Linked DNA regions of Homo sapiens: region 1 is linked to region 2. Evidence: read pairs that join two places in POLR2A ChIA-PET (ENCODE). Cell type or tissue: CD4-positive, alpha-beta T cell. All regions are shown on one strand.

Region 1 (8,000 bases), 410 kb before region 2:
ACCTAGTCTCTGAAACAAATAACAGATGTTACCTGTAAGTGGTGAAATAATTCTATGAATTACTTTTAAATTTGTCATGATGATACAATGAGATATTTTTGGCATGGTCAGTAGGGCTCCCTTTTCTTCTAGGTAATTATTTTAGCTATAACTTTGAATTCTGAGAGATTAACTATTTTTTTTTTTTTTTTGAGACGGAGTCTTGCTCTGTCACCCAGGCTGGAGTGCAGTGGTGCGATCTCGGCTCACTGCAAGCTCCACCTCCCGAGTTCACGCCATTCTCCTGCCTCAGCCTCCCGAGTAGCTGGGACTACAGGCACCCGCCACCACGTCCGGCTAATTTTTTGTATTTTTGGTAGAGACAGGGTTTCACCGTGTTAGCCAGGATGGTCTCGATCTCCTGATCTCATGATCCGCCTGCCTTGGCCTCCCAAAGTGCTGGGATTACAGGCGTGAGCCACCGCGCCCAGCCCTGAGATTAACTATTAAATGTGGATTTCTTTGGTATGCATTAATTGCTAAGGCTAAGGAAACAGAATGTTGTCTGAATCCAATATTCACTCTAAGCATAGCAGGAGCTTGCCTAGAGGTGAGTTCTCTGATTTTGATACTTTAGTAAAATTGCTACTGGGACTAGGAGATAGTTTAAAAACTTTGCTATATGAAACATACTTATTTTGCTTCTCTGGCCTTCTAGGCAATTGCAATTTTATGGTGAAAACAGAGTAAAAATACATTTAAACTATTCATACCAAAAAGATCAAATTAAAAACCTTCCTGATTAACAGAGTACTAGGGAGAGTGATGTATTTTCTAGCTTAGTAAACAGATCTTAAGAGAAATATAACAACTATTCTTTAACCAGACCAAATAGCACAAAATTAGACAAAGCATAGGTCAGGACATGTATGGGAGAGCTTTTATATGTGGAAAATGCCATTGGGTTTTATTGGGCCCACTTTAATAATAAAAATAACTTCTGTATGTTGAACACTTACTATTTTCCAACTATGCTGAGTGCTTTACATACTTTATCTCATTGGTCCTCATCAATCTATAAGAGGGATAGTATTAGGCCCATTTCACAAAAGAGGAAATTGTGGTTCAAAGTCAGGAAATAATTTGTTCAAGTTACACAGTAAATAGAAGAGCAGGGGTTTTTTGCTTTTTTCTTTTTTTCTTTTTTTTTTTTTTGAGATGGAGTCTCACTGTGTCGCCGAGGCTGGAGTGCAGTGGCACGATCTTGGCTCACTACAATGTCTGCCGCCCAGGTTCAAGTGATTCTCCTGCCTCAGCCTCCCAAGTAGCTGGGATTACAGGTAACTGCCACCGCATCCAGCTAATTTTTTTTTTTTTTTTTTTTTTGAGACAGAGTTTCGCTCTTGTTGCCCAGGCTGGAGTGTGATGGTGCAATCTCGGCTCACTGCAACCTTTGCCTCCTGGGTTCAAGCAATTCTCCTGCCTCAGCCAGGGTTTCACCATCTTGGCCTGGTTGATCTTGAACTCCTGATCTCCTGATCCACCTGCCTGGACCTCCCAAAGTGCTGGGATTATAGGTGTGAGCCACCATGCCTGGCCAAGAGCAAGGATTTTTAAAAGTCAATACTCTTAATTATAATTGCTCTCCAAACTAAACAAAATTTTTAGTATTTATTCTAGATAGATTTGCTCAGTGCTTTCAGTGTATTTTTCATTTAATCCTTAAAAAACTTTGAGATGGATATTATTAGTCTGATATTGCAGACAAGGAAACTGAATCCTGGTAAGGTTAGGGGACTTTCCTAAGTTCTTACAGCTAGTAAGTGTTGGAGCTGGAATTTGAATGCAGCCTTGTCTTGTTCCAGAGCCTCTCCACCATACACTTTTAAACCACCAAAATATAATGTCCAATGAAAATGGATTTTGAAGTTTCAGTGGTAGATTGTGACTGTGTAAGTCAAACTGGAAAGTAAAAGTCTTGCTACTGTATTGTCATTGCCTGCCAAAGTAATTTTAAGTCAAACATCTTGTGATTCAGATTTTCCTAATGTTTATTTCCTTTGCTGGAATTTGAGTTCAGATGTGATTAAGTTAATAAAGTATGACTTACACACAGAGAGAGCTAAGCTTTATCTCTGAAAGCAGGGTTTCTCAACCTCAGCTTTATTGAGATTTGGGGCTAGATAATTATTTGTAGTCCTGTACATTAGGACGTTTGGCAGCCTTTACCAGCTGGATACTAGTAGTAAACCCTCTGTTCTTTAGTTGTGACAACCAAAAATTTCTTCAAACAATGCCAAATGGTCCAGGTGTAGTGGCAGGTGCCTATAGTTCTAGCTACCCAGGAGGCTGAGGTGGGGATTGCTTGAGCACAGGAGTTCAAGGCTGCAGTGAGCTATGATCATATCACTGCACTCCAGCCTGGGTGACAGAACAGGACCCCATCTCTTAAAAATAAAAAAATTGCTGAATGTCCCTGTGAGGGTGGGATTGGGGCAAAATTGTTCTTGTTTGAAAACTACTGTCCAAGGTGACTTTCTGGCATAACAGTGGGTTGGGACTTTATAAAGATATAAGGTGTTAAGGTCTAATTTGGCTTAGGACGTGACTCTTTTTTCTTACTATTTATAATTAAAACAAAATAGAGATGCTCTTGAGTAGGGAGAGCTCTTGGTTATTCTGCCCGTGGTTTAAATTAAAGACAGATAGAGAGGAAAGCACCAGCCGTGGTGGCGCCAAGTCCCTTGTGGCAGCAGAGAGGAATCAGTTGGACCTCACGGGAGCTTGGATGGTCATGGCCTTTACCTTGTACTGACTGCTGCAGGCAGCCCTGCTCTGTGTCAGTGCCATCGCCATGCTGCACAAAGAGAAATTCCTCAAGAACATTGGCTGGAGAATAGACCAGAGAATTGGTGGATTCGGGGAGGAGCCAGGAATTAAATCTCAGCTAATGAACCGTATTCAATCTGTAACAACTGTGATGAGAATGCCATTGATAATAGTAAACTCAATTGCAATTGTGTTACTTTTATTATTTGGATGAATATCAGGAGAGGAAATGGAGACTCAGAAGAGATGCTAGCAGAAGTTATTATTTAGGTCATTATTGGAATAAAGGCTGAGATGGGAGGATCACTTGAGCCTGGGAGGCTCAGGAAGTAAGTAAGTAAGACTGCAGTAAGCCAAGATCGGGCCACTGCACTCCAGCCTGTGTGACAAAGTGAGACCCTATTTCAAAAAAAAAAAAAAGAAAAAAAAATCAGATCATGAGAGGCAGTAACTCTCCAGGACTGGAATATTTGCTTACTGTTAATAGTAGCTCGCTCTGTGCTGAGATTGTTAAAAGAGTGCATAAGACTGTTGTTTCTGTTTTTAAAGTTATTTTTCTATCTCTCATTTCTGAGGGATGAATTTTTTTAAAAAGTTTTGAAGTTCTTTGGGACTTAGCCATGATGTGAATGCTTATCTCTAGATAAAATTTAAAGGATTTTAAAAAAGTAATTGCTACACATAAAATGATAAATAGGTAATTTGAGTGATTTTATTTTGAACTCCTTGGTTAATTATTTTGTTTGTATATTGTTTCATCTATGAATAATTCAAATTTATAGACACTATTGAGGAGTAATACTCTCTGATATATCAAGGAGAATTGTGTTAGTCACATGATGATTTTGTTTTACTTTTTTAATGCATTTATTATTTTATTAATTGGACTAAATGATGAGACCAGACCAGTGTCTACATATTTTCATTGTTAGAAAAATCTACAAAAGTCTACCCTTTCTACAGTGATGACTTTAAACAAAAAAAAGCAGCATAAATATTAGCCTGCAAGAGCAGTCCTAAACAGTCACAATTAAACTATACTACACAAGAAGACTGTTGTGAAGCATTTACCTCCCCCAAAATCTTTACAGTTCCATTTCTTGGTGAAGTGGCACACTGTGGGTTGTGATTCTTAATTCTTCATTGTGTTTGTCAATAGGACATTCATGCTGGATAGGTTGTCTTTTATTTATTTTTTTATGTCTCAAATCATCTTGTGGGATTGTTTGCTCATCTCATAGTACAGTTTTAAACAGAAAGTTTGAAACAATGTAAATGGTTTTTGTGAAAATTATTAGTTACTATATACATGTGTATATATATGTATATATAATTTATTTTATTTTTTTTTTGAGATGGAGTCTCGCTCTGTAGCCCAAGCTGGAGTGCAGTGGTGCAGTCTCAGCTCACTGCAACCTCTGTCACCAGGGTCTCGGTTCAAGCAATTCTGGCTCAGCCTCCCGAGTAGCTGGGATTACAGGCATGCGCCAGCATGCCCAGCTAATTTTTGTATTTTTAGTAGAAATGGGGTTTCACCATGTTGGTCAAGCTGGTGTTGAACTCCTGACCTCGTGATCCACCCGCCTTGGCCTCCCAAAGTGCTGGGATTACAGGCGTGAGTCACCGCGCCCGGCCAAGTTACAATATTTTTAAAGAGCTAGAATGGCCTCTTTGTAAATAGAAGAACATTTGTAAATAAAGTTGAATTTCTAAGTAAAAAAAAAGGACAAATACAAATGTATATATATGTGGGTTTTTTTTTAAGAGTTTTTGCTTTCATGTTTAGGATCATATCTTATGCTTTTTTGGGTTTTCTTTATTACCAGGCACTAGGCTGGTTGTATTTTTCTTAAGAGCATGACCTATATTATACATTTCTTTGTATTTCCTTCAAAATAATGCCTTGTTATACATAGGAGGGGTAGAATTTTTCTTGATTTCAATAATAGGTACTCAGTTAATTTTTGTTGTATAATTGATTGAACTTTATCTCCTGTTATTAGAATTGAGTGCAAGCAAACCTCACCTCGTTTTGTCCTCCTTTGCCCTGCCAAAGACTTCTGATATGTTTTAACATCTCCCTATACATAGGGTCCTTTCCTTTCCTTTCCCCCTTTCCCCCTTTGCCTTTCCTGAGAGTCTCGCTTTGTCATTCAGGCTGGAGTGCAGTGGTGTGATCTCAGCTCACTGCAACCTCCATCTCCTGGATTCAAGTGATTCTTCTGCCTCAGCCTCCCAAGTAGCTGGGACTACAGGCATATGCCACCATGCCTGGCTAATTTTTTTGTATTTTTAGTAGAGACAGGGTTTCACCATATTGGTCAGGCTGGTCTCAAACTCCTGACCTCAGGTGATCTGCTCGCCTCGGCCTCCCAAAGTGCTGGGGATTACAGGCATGAGCCACTGCGCCCAGCCTCATAGGGCTATTTCTTGAATTAATGATCAGAATGTTATTGCTCACAAAAGCTGCATGGCTGCTTTTCTTCTCCAGGGATTATTTATGTGAAAGTTGATTATACATATTGGATCATTCTTGTCATACCCAACTAAATTGGAGTCGAGAAGCCAAGGGGAACAAGCTCTCAGAGCACATAGCACCTGCTCCAATAATTAATATTTTCACAAGCCCAGCTACTAAAATAGTCCAATGTAACCCTGAGACCAGTTTGATCTTGTAGTTGCCAAAATGACTTGCCCTGTCTCTTAGGACTAGTTTTACATACCACGGTCACTCACTAATCAGAGTTTGCCGACTCCCAAAACTTTCTTTGGTGCCAGTGAGCTTGCTTTCAAAACAACATGTACTATTTCCCTTCTAATAAAACTCCCAGTCATCTCTTTGTTCTTCAGACATGTCCAAGACCACGCAGTCTGTGTGTATGCCCTGAAATGCAATTCTTGCTTCCCAAATAAAACATTTTAAATTTAGAGATTTTTCTTTATATATTTCTTGACTTCACCATTTCACATTTTTAAATCTCTTAACAGTTATAAACTTATGATAGGTCATAAGCCAGTAGAATCTATGACTGTGCCATCCAACTGGAATTTTAGCAAGCTTACCCAGAGAAAAGGCCATATGTGGTTAACATAATAGCTGATATTTATTAAATACTTTATACTTTTAAATGTTTTATTACATATTATTTCACTTTTTTATGTTTCTGTTAGCCAAGGCAACTTGACCATCTAACCCTATTAACAAGATATTAATTAGCATCTTACCTCTTTTTCTGGTTTGGGAGAAATATATGAGAAAAATCCTCTTGTATAGGTGGGCTTGGGAGAAAGAGATGAGAAAAATTCTGTTTTGTACATGTGGGGAGATTAGTTCTCATATTAGGTAATATCTGTTCTGTTTGTTTTTTTTGTTTGTTTGTTTTTGTTTTTTTTTAGATAACAGGATTTTGCTGTGCCACTCAGGCCATAGTACAGGATCATAGCCTACTGTAGCCTCAAACTGCTAGGCCCAAGCAATCCTGCCACCTCAGCTTCCTGAATAGCTGGGACTACAGGTGCACGCCACTATAGCCAGCTATTTTTTTTAATTTTTAATTTTGTAGAGACAGGGGTCTTGTTATGTTGCCAAGGCTGGCCTGGAACTCCTGGCTTCATTCAGTCTTCCCGCCTCAGCCTCACAAAGTGCTGGCATTACAGGCTTGAGCCACAGTGCTTGGCCAGGACTTTAAAATTTGTAAATGTATTTTTTTATTGTGAGATATACCAGACATGAACTAGAATGCATGAAACATGTATGTACTATTTAAAGAATGATTATAAACAAACACTAGTGACAAGAAATGGAACATTACCTGTACTTCCAGACATATACCTATTGAGGTTCTTCCCAATCACAGCTCTCCCTCTCACCTCTAGAGATAATCAGTATCCAGATTTTTGTGATAAGCATTTTTTTACTCTTATGTACGGTTTACCAGAAATGTATGTATGTTTAAACAATTTGGTTTTGCTTGTTTTTGAACTTGATATAATTGGAATAATGCTATATGTATTTTTGTACGTATTGTTTTATGAATTGCTTTTATCCCTCAATATTATTTGTGAGATGTATCCACGTTGTATAGAGCATGAGTTCATTTCATTTTCATTGATGTCTGGTATTCTGTAGTATGAATATACTAAAATTTATTTACCTGCTTATGCTGCTATAAGCATTCTTGTACATGTTTTCTTGTACATAAGCATTATTGTATAAGCATTCTTGTACATTATGCTGCTATAAGCATTCTTGTACATGTTTTCTGGTGCGCAAATGCATAAGCTTATCTAGTATATTTGCCCAATATCAGAATTGTCATAGGATTTCCACTGCCCCTAAATTAATGTCAAACTCTTTTCCAACTGGTTGTGCCAGCAGTGTATAAAGTGTCCTGTTGCTTTTTGTTCCCGTTAATACTTGCTGTTATCAGACTTAAAATTTTTGCCATGGGTGTGTAATTATTTTCTTATTGTGGTTTTAATTTTTCATTTCCTTTATTACTAATAAAGTAGGGCATATTTGCATATGTTTATGGCCATTTGGATTTCCTCTTTTGTTAAATATTTTTGCCTGTTTTTCTGTTGAGTTTTTCTTACTACTTAGTAATTTTTTTAAAACACAGTTTGGATCCTTTGTCAGTTATATGTGTTACAAATATCTTCTATTTTGTGGTATGTCTTTTTACTTTCTTTATGGTGTCTTGACACAGACTCAATTTTTCATTTTAATGTGGTTGATTTTTTTCATTATTTCTTTTAGTACTTTTTGTGTTTTGTTTAGGAAAATTTTCCCTAAACAAAAATTGAAGACATTCTCCTATAGAATGTAAAAAAAAGGTTTACAGTTTTTGTCCTTTCACATTTAGGTCTTTAAACTACTTGGAATAGATTTTTTTTTTTTTTTTTTTTTTTGAGACAGGGTCTTGTTCTGTTTCCCTGGCTGAAGTGCAGTGATGCAATCATGGCTCACTGCAGCCTTGACCTCCTGGGCTCAAGTGATCCTCCTGCCTCAGACTCCCAAGTAGCTGAGACCACAAGTGTGTGTCACCATGCCCAGCTAATTTTTTTATTTTTTATTTTATTTGTAGAGATGGAGTCTCACCATGTTTCCCAGTCTGGTCTTGAACTCCTGGGCTCAAGCAGTCCTCCTGCCTCGGCCTCCCAAAATGTTAGGATTATAGTCATATAGTCAC
Region 2 (8,000 bases):
ACAGCTGTGTGCCACCATGCCTGGCTAATTTTTGTATTTTTAGTAGAGATGGGGTTTCATCATGTTGGCCAGGCTGGTCTCGAACTCCTGACCTTAGATGATCCACCCGCCTCGTCCTCCCAAAGTGCTGGGATTACAGGTGTGAGCCACCGTGACCAGTTTGGTTTAGTTTTTTTTTTTTTTTTTTTTTTTTTTTTTTTTTGAGAAATCTCGCTCTGTCGCCCAGGCTAGAGTGCGGTGACACAATCTCAGCTCACTGCAAGCTCCACCTCCCAGGTTCATGCCATTCTCCTGCCTCAGCCTCCCGAGTAGCTGGGACTACATGCGCCCGCCACCATGCCCGGCTAATTTTTTTTATGCATTTTAAGTAGAGATGGGGTTTCACTGTGTTAGCCAGGATTGTCTCAATCTCCCGACCTCTTGATCTGCCCGCCTCGGCTTCCCAAAGTGCTGGGATTATAGGCATGAGCCACCGCGTCCGGCCTGGTTTGGTATTTTTTTTATGAGTCTGGGTTGTTTATGAAAACTTGTCACAGCTGTTAACCTTAACTTTTTTTTTTTCTTTTTTTTCCGAGACGGAGTCTCGCTCTGTCACCTAGGCTGGAGTGCAGTGGTGCGATCTCGGCTCATTGCAACCTCTGCCTCCCAGGTTAAAGCGATTTTTCTGCCTCAGCCTCCTGAGTAGCTGGGACTGCAGGCACGCACCATCTCGCCTGGCTAATTTTTGTATTTTAGTAGAGATGGGGTTTCACCATATTGGCCAGGCTGGTCTGGAACTTCTGGCCTCAAGTGATCCACCTGCCTTGGCCTCCCATGCCTGGCAACCTTAACTTTTTATTTGCTGGTAATTATTTGTGTTTGCATTCATGTGAAAATTTGAAATTCTCATTAACATTTAAAGATTCTTACATAGATTGCTTGTAATTTTAACCCTGAAGTTGTGTCAAGTGACTTTACAATGTCAATTTGTTTTATTTATTTATTTATTTATTTATTTATTTATTTTTGTGATAGGATCTGGCTCTGTTGCTAAGGCTGGAGTGCAGTGTTGCAAATACGGCTCACTGCAACCTCTGTCTCCCGGGTTCAAGCCATCCTCCCACCTCAGCCTCCCAAGTAGTTGGAACTACTGGTGCGCCCCACAGTGCCTGCCTAGTTTTTTTGTATTTTCAGTAGATGTGGAGTTTTGCCATGTTGATCTTGAACTCATGGCCTCGAGTGATCCACCCCACTTAGGCCTCCTAACATGCTGGTGTTACAGGTGTGAGCCACTGTGTCCAGCCCGAAAATGTCAGTTTCGTGCCATGATTAATAGCTAACTACATTTTGGGAATGTAATAAAATTTCATTCTATAATGAAGTCTTTGTAAAACTCATTAGTTGTGGTATGAGGCTTGTCGGCAATATAAGTGAACGTGGTTTATTTTTATTAACTGTATCAGAACTTTAGAATGTTGGTCTCCTGAAACCATTGCCTTGAGAGGCTTTATTGAACAGTGTTGCCAATGATCAGTTTTTTTTTAAATTTCCTTTTTTTTGAGACTGAGTCTTACCCTGTTGGCCAGGTTGGAGTATAGTGGTATGGTCATGGCTCACTGCAGCCTCAACATCCTGGGCTCAAGCAGTCCTCCTACCTCAGTCTCCCGAGTAGCTGGAACTACAGGTGTATGCCACCATGCCTGGCTTTTGTATATTTTGTAGAGACAGGGTTTAGCCATGTTGCCCAGGCTGGTCTCAAACTCTTAAATTCAAATGATCCACCCACCTAGTTTTCCCAAAGTGCTTTAATTACATGTGTGAGGCACCGTGGCTGGCCAGGTCAAATATTTTTCATTGACGTTTTTCATATTGCTTTTTAAAGTCATGTTAAAATATTCTTAATAATTTTTCTAAGTGGAATTAATCTTGATTATAATTTTAGTTTTTTATAAAGGGCGGGTTTTGAAACAAGTACTGCATTTTTCTTTTCGGGTTTATAAACATTTGCTGTGGACTTTGTGCAGTTAACTATTTTCATTCCTGAAACACATTTCGAAATCAGGAATTGAAGACTAAATGTCTTTTCACTGAAGCTTGAGCAGATTTTAGAAAGGGGAGTTCTTTTTTTTTTTTTTTTTTTTGGTAGAAATGGGGGTCTTGTTATGTTGCCCAGGCTGGCCTCCAACTTCTGGGCTTAAACTGTCCTCCTGCTTTAGCCTCTGGTCTGGAGAGTTCTTTATGGCCTCTTTGAGAACTTTTACTTTACACATGATTCTATCTAGCTTTCTTTTCTGATGTACATATTGGCAGCAAGTAGAAAAGCAATGTTTTCAGAGGCAGATATATTAACAGCAATGAGAAATAACAGTAGCGTGATAGAAAGTTGAAAGACTTAGCTGGGTGCGGTGGCTCACGCTTGTAATCCCAGCACTTTGGGAGGCCAAGGAGGGTGGATCACTTGAGGTCAGGAGTTCGAGACCAGTCTGGCCAACATGGTGAAACCCTGTCTCTACTGAAAAACAGAAAAAGGGCCGGGCGTGGTGGCTCACCCCTGTAATCCCAGCACTTTGGGAGGTTGAGGAGGGCGGATTACAAGGTCAAGAGATTGAGACCATTCTGGCCAACAGGGTGAAACCCCATCTCTACTAAAAATACAAAAAAATTAAATGGGCGTGGTGATGTGTGCCTGTAGTCCCAGCTACTCGGGAGGCTGAGGCAGGAGAATTGCTTGAACCCGGGAGGCAGAGGTTGCAGTGAGCCGAGATCGGGCCACTGCACTGACGACAGAGGGAGACTCCGTCTAAAAAAAAAAAAAAAAAAAAAAAACCAGACTTGGGGCTGGGCGGGCGCCTGTAATCCCAGCTACTTGGGAGGCTGAGGCAGGAGAATCGCTTGAACCCGGGAGGTGAAGGTTGCAGTGAGCTCAGATTGTGCCACTGTGCCCCAGCCTGGGCCACAGAGCAGAGTGAGACTCTGTCTCAAAAAAAAAAAAAAAGTTTGGAAGACTGGTGGCTGGGCATGGTGGCTCACACCTGTAATCCCAACACTTTGGGAGGCTGAAGCAGGCAGATTACCTGAGCCCAGGAGTTCAAGTCCAGCCTGGGCAACACAGGGAAACCCCATCTCAACAAAAAATATTAATACAAAAAATTTAGCCAGTCATGGTCGTGCACTTCTGTAGTCTCAGCTACTTGGGAGGCTGAGGCAGGTGGTTCACTTAAGTCTGGATGTCGAGGTGAGCCATGATTGCACCACTGCACTCCAGCCTGGGCGTTAAAATGAGACCTTATCTCAAAAAAACAAAGCAAAGAGCCTGGGAACTACTAAAATGGGAACTACTAAAAAACAGACACAAGAGCTCAACAAGTATACCATTCTGGGAGGTTTTTTTTTTTTTTTTTTTTTTTTTTTTTGAGATGGAGTTTTGCTCTTGTCACCCAGGCTGGAGTGCAATGGCGCCATCTCTGCTCACTGTAGTTCCGCCTCCCAGGTTCAAGCAGTTCTCCTGCCTGACTCCTGAGTAGCTGGGAGTACAGATATTGGTCACACACCGGGTTAATTTTTGTATTTTTAGTAGAGACGGGGTTTCCCCATTTTGGCCAGGCTGGTCTCGAACTCCTGACCTCAGGTGATCCGCCTGCTTCAGCCTCCCAAAGTGCCGGGACCACAGGCGTGAGCCACCGCACCTGGCTTTTTTTTTTTGACATAGAATCTTGTTCTGTTGCCCAGGCTGGAGTGCAATGGTACAATCTTGGCCCACTGCAACCTCTGCCTCCCAGCTTCTAGCGATTTTCCTGCCTCTGACTCCTGAGTAGCTGGGATTACGGGTGCCCGCCACCACACCCGGATAATTTTTGTATTTTTAGTAGAGATGGGGTTTTGCCATATTGGCCAGGCCGGTCTTGAACTCCTGACCTCAGATGATCCACCTGCCTAGGCCTCCCAAAGTGCCGGGATTACAGGCGTGAGCCACCACTCCCGGCCTGGGAGTTTTGACTGTAAGTTTATAGCTGTATATCTTAGGCCCTAAGGGCATTACTGTTTTATAGCACAGTGTAGTTAGTTAATGTGCTCATAATGGTGACTCATAACACCAGGTTAAATGATTTTTTATATCTCCCAAAGAAGTATTTTTCAATCTGCAGATCATGACCCCTTAGTAGATTGTGAAACACATTAGTGGATTATGACAAGCATTTTTAGAAAAATGAAAAAGAATAAGAAGTGTTAGGATGCATTGCATTATTGAAATAATTGTTTTTGAGATGGAGTTTCGCTCTTAGTTGCCGAGGCTGGAGTGCAATGGCCCGATCTGCCTCCCGGGTTCAAGTGATTCTCCTACCTCAGCCTCCTGAGTAGCTGGGATTACAGACATGCTCCACCATGCCTGGCTAATTTTGTATTTAGTTTTAGTAGAGATGGGGTTTCTCCATGTTGGTCAGGCTGGTCTTGAACTCCTGACCTCAGGTGATCCACTTGCCTCGGCCTCCCAAAGTGCTGGGGATACAGGCATGAACCCCTGTGCCCGGCCTAATTTTTGTATTTTTAGTAGAGATGGGGTTTCACCATGTTGGCCAGGATAGTCTTGATCTCTTGACCTCGTAATCTGCCCACCTCGACTCCCAAAGTGCTGGGATTACAGGTGTGAGCCACTGCACCCAGCTGCCAAGAATTGTTTTAAGCTTTGGTTTGAGTTAATGTATATATACCGCATTGTAATTCAAAATGTAATTTTTGGCCAACTCTGGGCACATTGCCTATGGACTAGTCCTGCTCTGCCACGAGCAGCAACAGTTCAATGAATTTTTTTTTTTTTTTTTTTTTTTTTTTTTTTTTTGAGACAGGGTCTCTGTCACCAAGGCTAGAATGTAGTGGTGCAGTCTCGGCTCACTGCAACCTCTGTTTCCTGGGCTCAAGCGATCCTCCCACCTCAGCCTCCTGAGTAGCTGGGAGTACAGGAGCACGCTACCATGCCTGGCTAATTTTTGTATTTTTTGAAGAGATGAGGTTTTGCCATGTTGTTCAGGCTAGTCTTGAACTCTGGAGCTCAGATGATCCACCCACCTTGGTGTCCAGAAATGCTGGGATTACAGGGATGAGCCACCGTGCCTAGCCAAAAATTTTTTTTTAAGTAATTTTTTATTGATATAGTCAAAAAAGTTACTGCTTTAGAGCCAGAGAAACGCAGTAAAAGGATTGAGAAAGAGTTTTGAGGTTATATCTAAGCTAGGGTTGTCAGATTTGGCAAATAGAAATACAGGACACTCAGTTAAATTTGAATTTTTGATGAACATTGACCAGTTTTTTAGTATAATTGTGTATTAAATTGCATAGAAAAAAGTTATTTATCTAAAGTTGAAATTTAACTGAGCATCTTGTATTTTATCTGGCAACTCCAGTCTAAGCTGGAATCATGGTTCACTGTTTTTTTTTTTTTTTTTTTTTTTTGAGTCGGAGTCTTGCTGTGTTGCCCAGGCTGGAGTGCAATGGTGCGATCTTGGCTCACTGCAACCTCCACCTCCTGTGTTCAAGTGATTCTCCTGCCTCAGCCTCCTGAATAGTTGGGATTACAGGCACCCACCACCATGCCCAGCTAATTTTTATATTTTTAGTAGAGACGGGGTTTTCGCCATGTTGTTCAGGCTGGTCTTGAACTCCTGACCTCAGGTGGTCCGCCCACCTGGGCCTCCCAACGTGCTGGGATTACAGGCATGATCTACCGTGCCTGGCCATGGTTCACTCTTCAGTAACTAAAATTTAAGCTCTATGAAAGCAGGAACTTTGTTTTGTTCACTATTGATTGTATCCCTATTTCTTGAATGGTTGGCACTTAACTGCTTGGTCACATGTTTGAATGGGCAAGTTACTCAGCCACTCTCAGGCTTAGTTTATTTACCTATTAAAAGAGAAAGAATATCTTCCTTGGCTGGGCGCGGTGGCTCACGCCTATAATCCCAGCACTTTGGGAGGCTGAGGCGGGTGGATCACGAGGTCAGGAGATCGAGACCAACCTGGGCAACATTGTGAAACCTCATCTCTACTAAAATAGAAAAAATTAGCTGGGCATGGTGGTGCGCATCTGTAGTCCCAGCTACTCGAGAGGCTGAGGCAGGGGAATCGCTTGAACCCAGGAGGTGGAGGTTGCAGTGAGCCAAGATTGTGCCACTGCACTCCAGCCTGGGCGACAGAACGAGACTCTGTCTCCAAAAAAAAAAAAAAAACAAACAAAAAAAAAAACTGAGATACTGGCCGGGCGCGGTGGCTCGTGCCTGTAATCCCAGCACTTTGGAAGGCCGAGGCGGGTGGATCACGAGGTCAGGAGATCGAGACCGTCCTGCCTAACATGGGGAAACCCTGTCTCTACTAAAAATACAAAAAATTAGCCAGGCGTGGTGGCGGGCGCCTGTAATCCCAGCTACTTGGGAGGCTGAGGCAGGAGAATGGCGTGAACCCGGGAGGCAGAGCTTGCAGTGAGCGGAGATGGTGCCACTGCACTCCAGCCTGCTGGGCGACAGAGCGAGACTCCGTCTCAAACAAACAAACAAACAAACAAAAAAACTGAGATACTAAAGTCTTAATATTTTCTGTTTTTATGTATTTATTTTTTGAGATGGGATCTTGCTGTATTGCCCAGGTTGGAGTACAGTATTGTGATCATGGCTTATTGCAGCCTTTAACTCCTGGGTTCAAGTGATCCTCCCACCTCAGCCTCCTGAGTAGCTGGGACCACAGGCACATGCAACATCACACCCTGCAGTTCTTTTTTTTTTTTTGAGACACCGTCTCGCTTTGTCACCCAGGCTGCAGTGCGTGGTGCAATTTCTGCTCACTCTAACCTCCACCTCCCGAGTTCAAGCAGTTCTGCCTCAGCCTCCTGAGTAGCTTGGGACCACATGTGTGTGCCATCATGCCTGGTTAATTTTTTGTATTTTTAGTAGTGACAGGGTCTTACCATGTTGCCCAGGTTGGTCTCAAACTCCTGAGCTCAAGTGATCTGCCCGCCTTCGCCTCCCAAAGTGTCTGCGCCCTACAATTTAAAAAAATTTTTGTAGAGACAGTCTCACTGTTACCCGGGCTGGTTTTGAACTTCTGCCCTCAAGTACTCCTCTTGCCTTGGCCTCCCAAAGTATTGAAATTAAGGCCATGAGGCAGCACACCCAGCCTAAATTCTTCTTATGTTCTGTTCTTGGCACATAGTAGATGTTCAACAATGTAGAGTCAAACGCATTTGGAGTTGGAATGGCTCTGGTGTTTTTTTTTTTTTTTTAAACCAGAAACACGTGCAGTTTATTGAATGCCATTGTAGAAAAGTGTGTGAGGATAAACGGCTGATAGAGAACTTGGCTCTGGGGGCAGGGCGAGGAATGGAGGGTGGATGGAGTACATGGGAATCAGATCACGGGCAGAGCTCCTGGCCTAGATAATGCCTCCTGATCTGTTGATAGACTTGAAAGATCAACACTGGGATGATGCTGAGCAGAATGGTCGTAATGATGCGCACAATCAGGGCCCAGATGTTCAGGCACTTGGCGGTAAAGGCATAGGCCTGGGCCCTGATCAGGTCGCCAACCATCTTCTTGTCCCTAGACTTCACGGAGTAGGCCAATGCTATGAAGCCCAGGCAGCAGGAGTTCATGAAGTGGGTGTTGAACAGGGACCAGACGACATGGTCGGGCACGGAGTTCTCGCTGTGGATGGGGATCACGGTGGACATTGGGGGAGCAGGGTTGTGGGGTGCCCCCAGCACAGCCACCTCTTGCTCCTCCTTGAGCATCTCATAGTTAGGGGGATGGCCGATGTTGGCAGGAGTGAAGAGGTTTGGACATTGTGGTTCATGGTGTCCAGGGAAGACCAGCTGTGGTCGGGTTGCTGGGGTGGTTCTCAGTGGGCCCCTCCCTTTCCCTGGTAGTTTGGATTTCTCTGGCTCTGGTGGTTTTTTAGTACTCATTCTATTTACGGGTGAAGAAATTGAGACCAAGAGGGTTATTTACCAGAGTATCTCATCATTGGCTGCATAACTG

Evidence for each region. ChIA-PET counts read pairs that join two places held together with the same protein. Peaks named below come from ENCODE experiments on the same cell type or tissue, not always from the same donor. Only the 100,000 strongest peaks of a DNase experiment are listed, where the experiment ranks them.
Region 1: POLR2A ChIA-PET joins it to region 2 with 6 read pairs; 2 of 35 experiments call an interaction of 5 or more read pairs at or near these places.

The regions. Positions count from the first base shown.
Region 1 is chr12:111,995,759-112,003,758 of GRCh38, reverse strand. The region is part of intron 3 of TMEM116 (transmembrane protein 116); the gene reads left to right. It also overlaps the pseudogene LOC724085. Among named protein-coding and RNA genes, the nearest start is that of TMEM116, 13 kb to the left of the region's middle. In CD4-positive, alpha-beta T cell, no CTCF peak of the experiment used is centred here; DNase peaks (open chromatin) are centred at 1,238 and 2,738; H3K4me3 peaks cover 3,351 bases; H3K27ac peaks cover 4,466 bases.
Region 2 is chr12:111,581,194-111,589,193 of GRCh38, reverse strand. All of the region lies in intron 1 of ATXN2 (ataxin 2), which reads left to right. It also overlaps the pseudogene IFITM3P5. Among named protein-coding and RNA genes, the nearest start is that of ATXN2, 14 kb to the left of the region's middle. In CD4-positive, alpha-beta T cell, no CTCF peak of the experiment used is centred here; no DNase peak of the experiment used is centred here.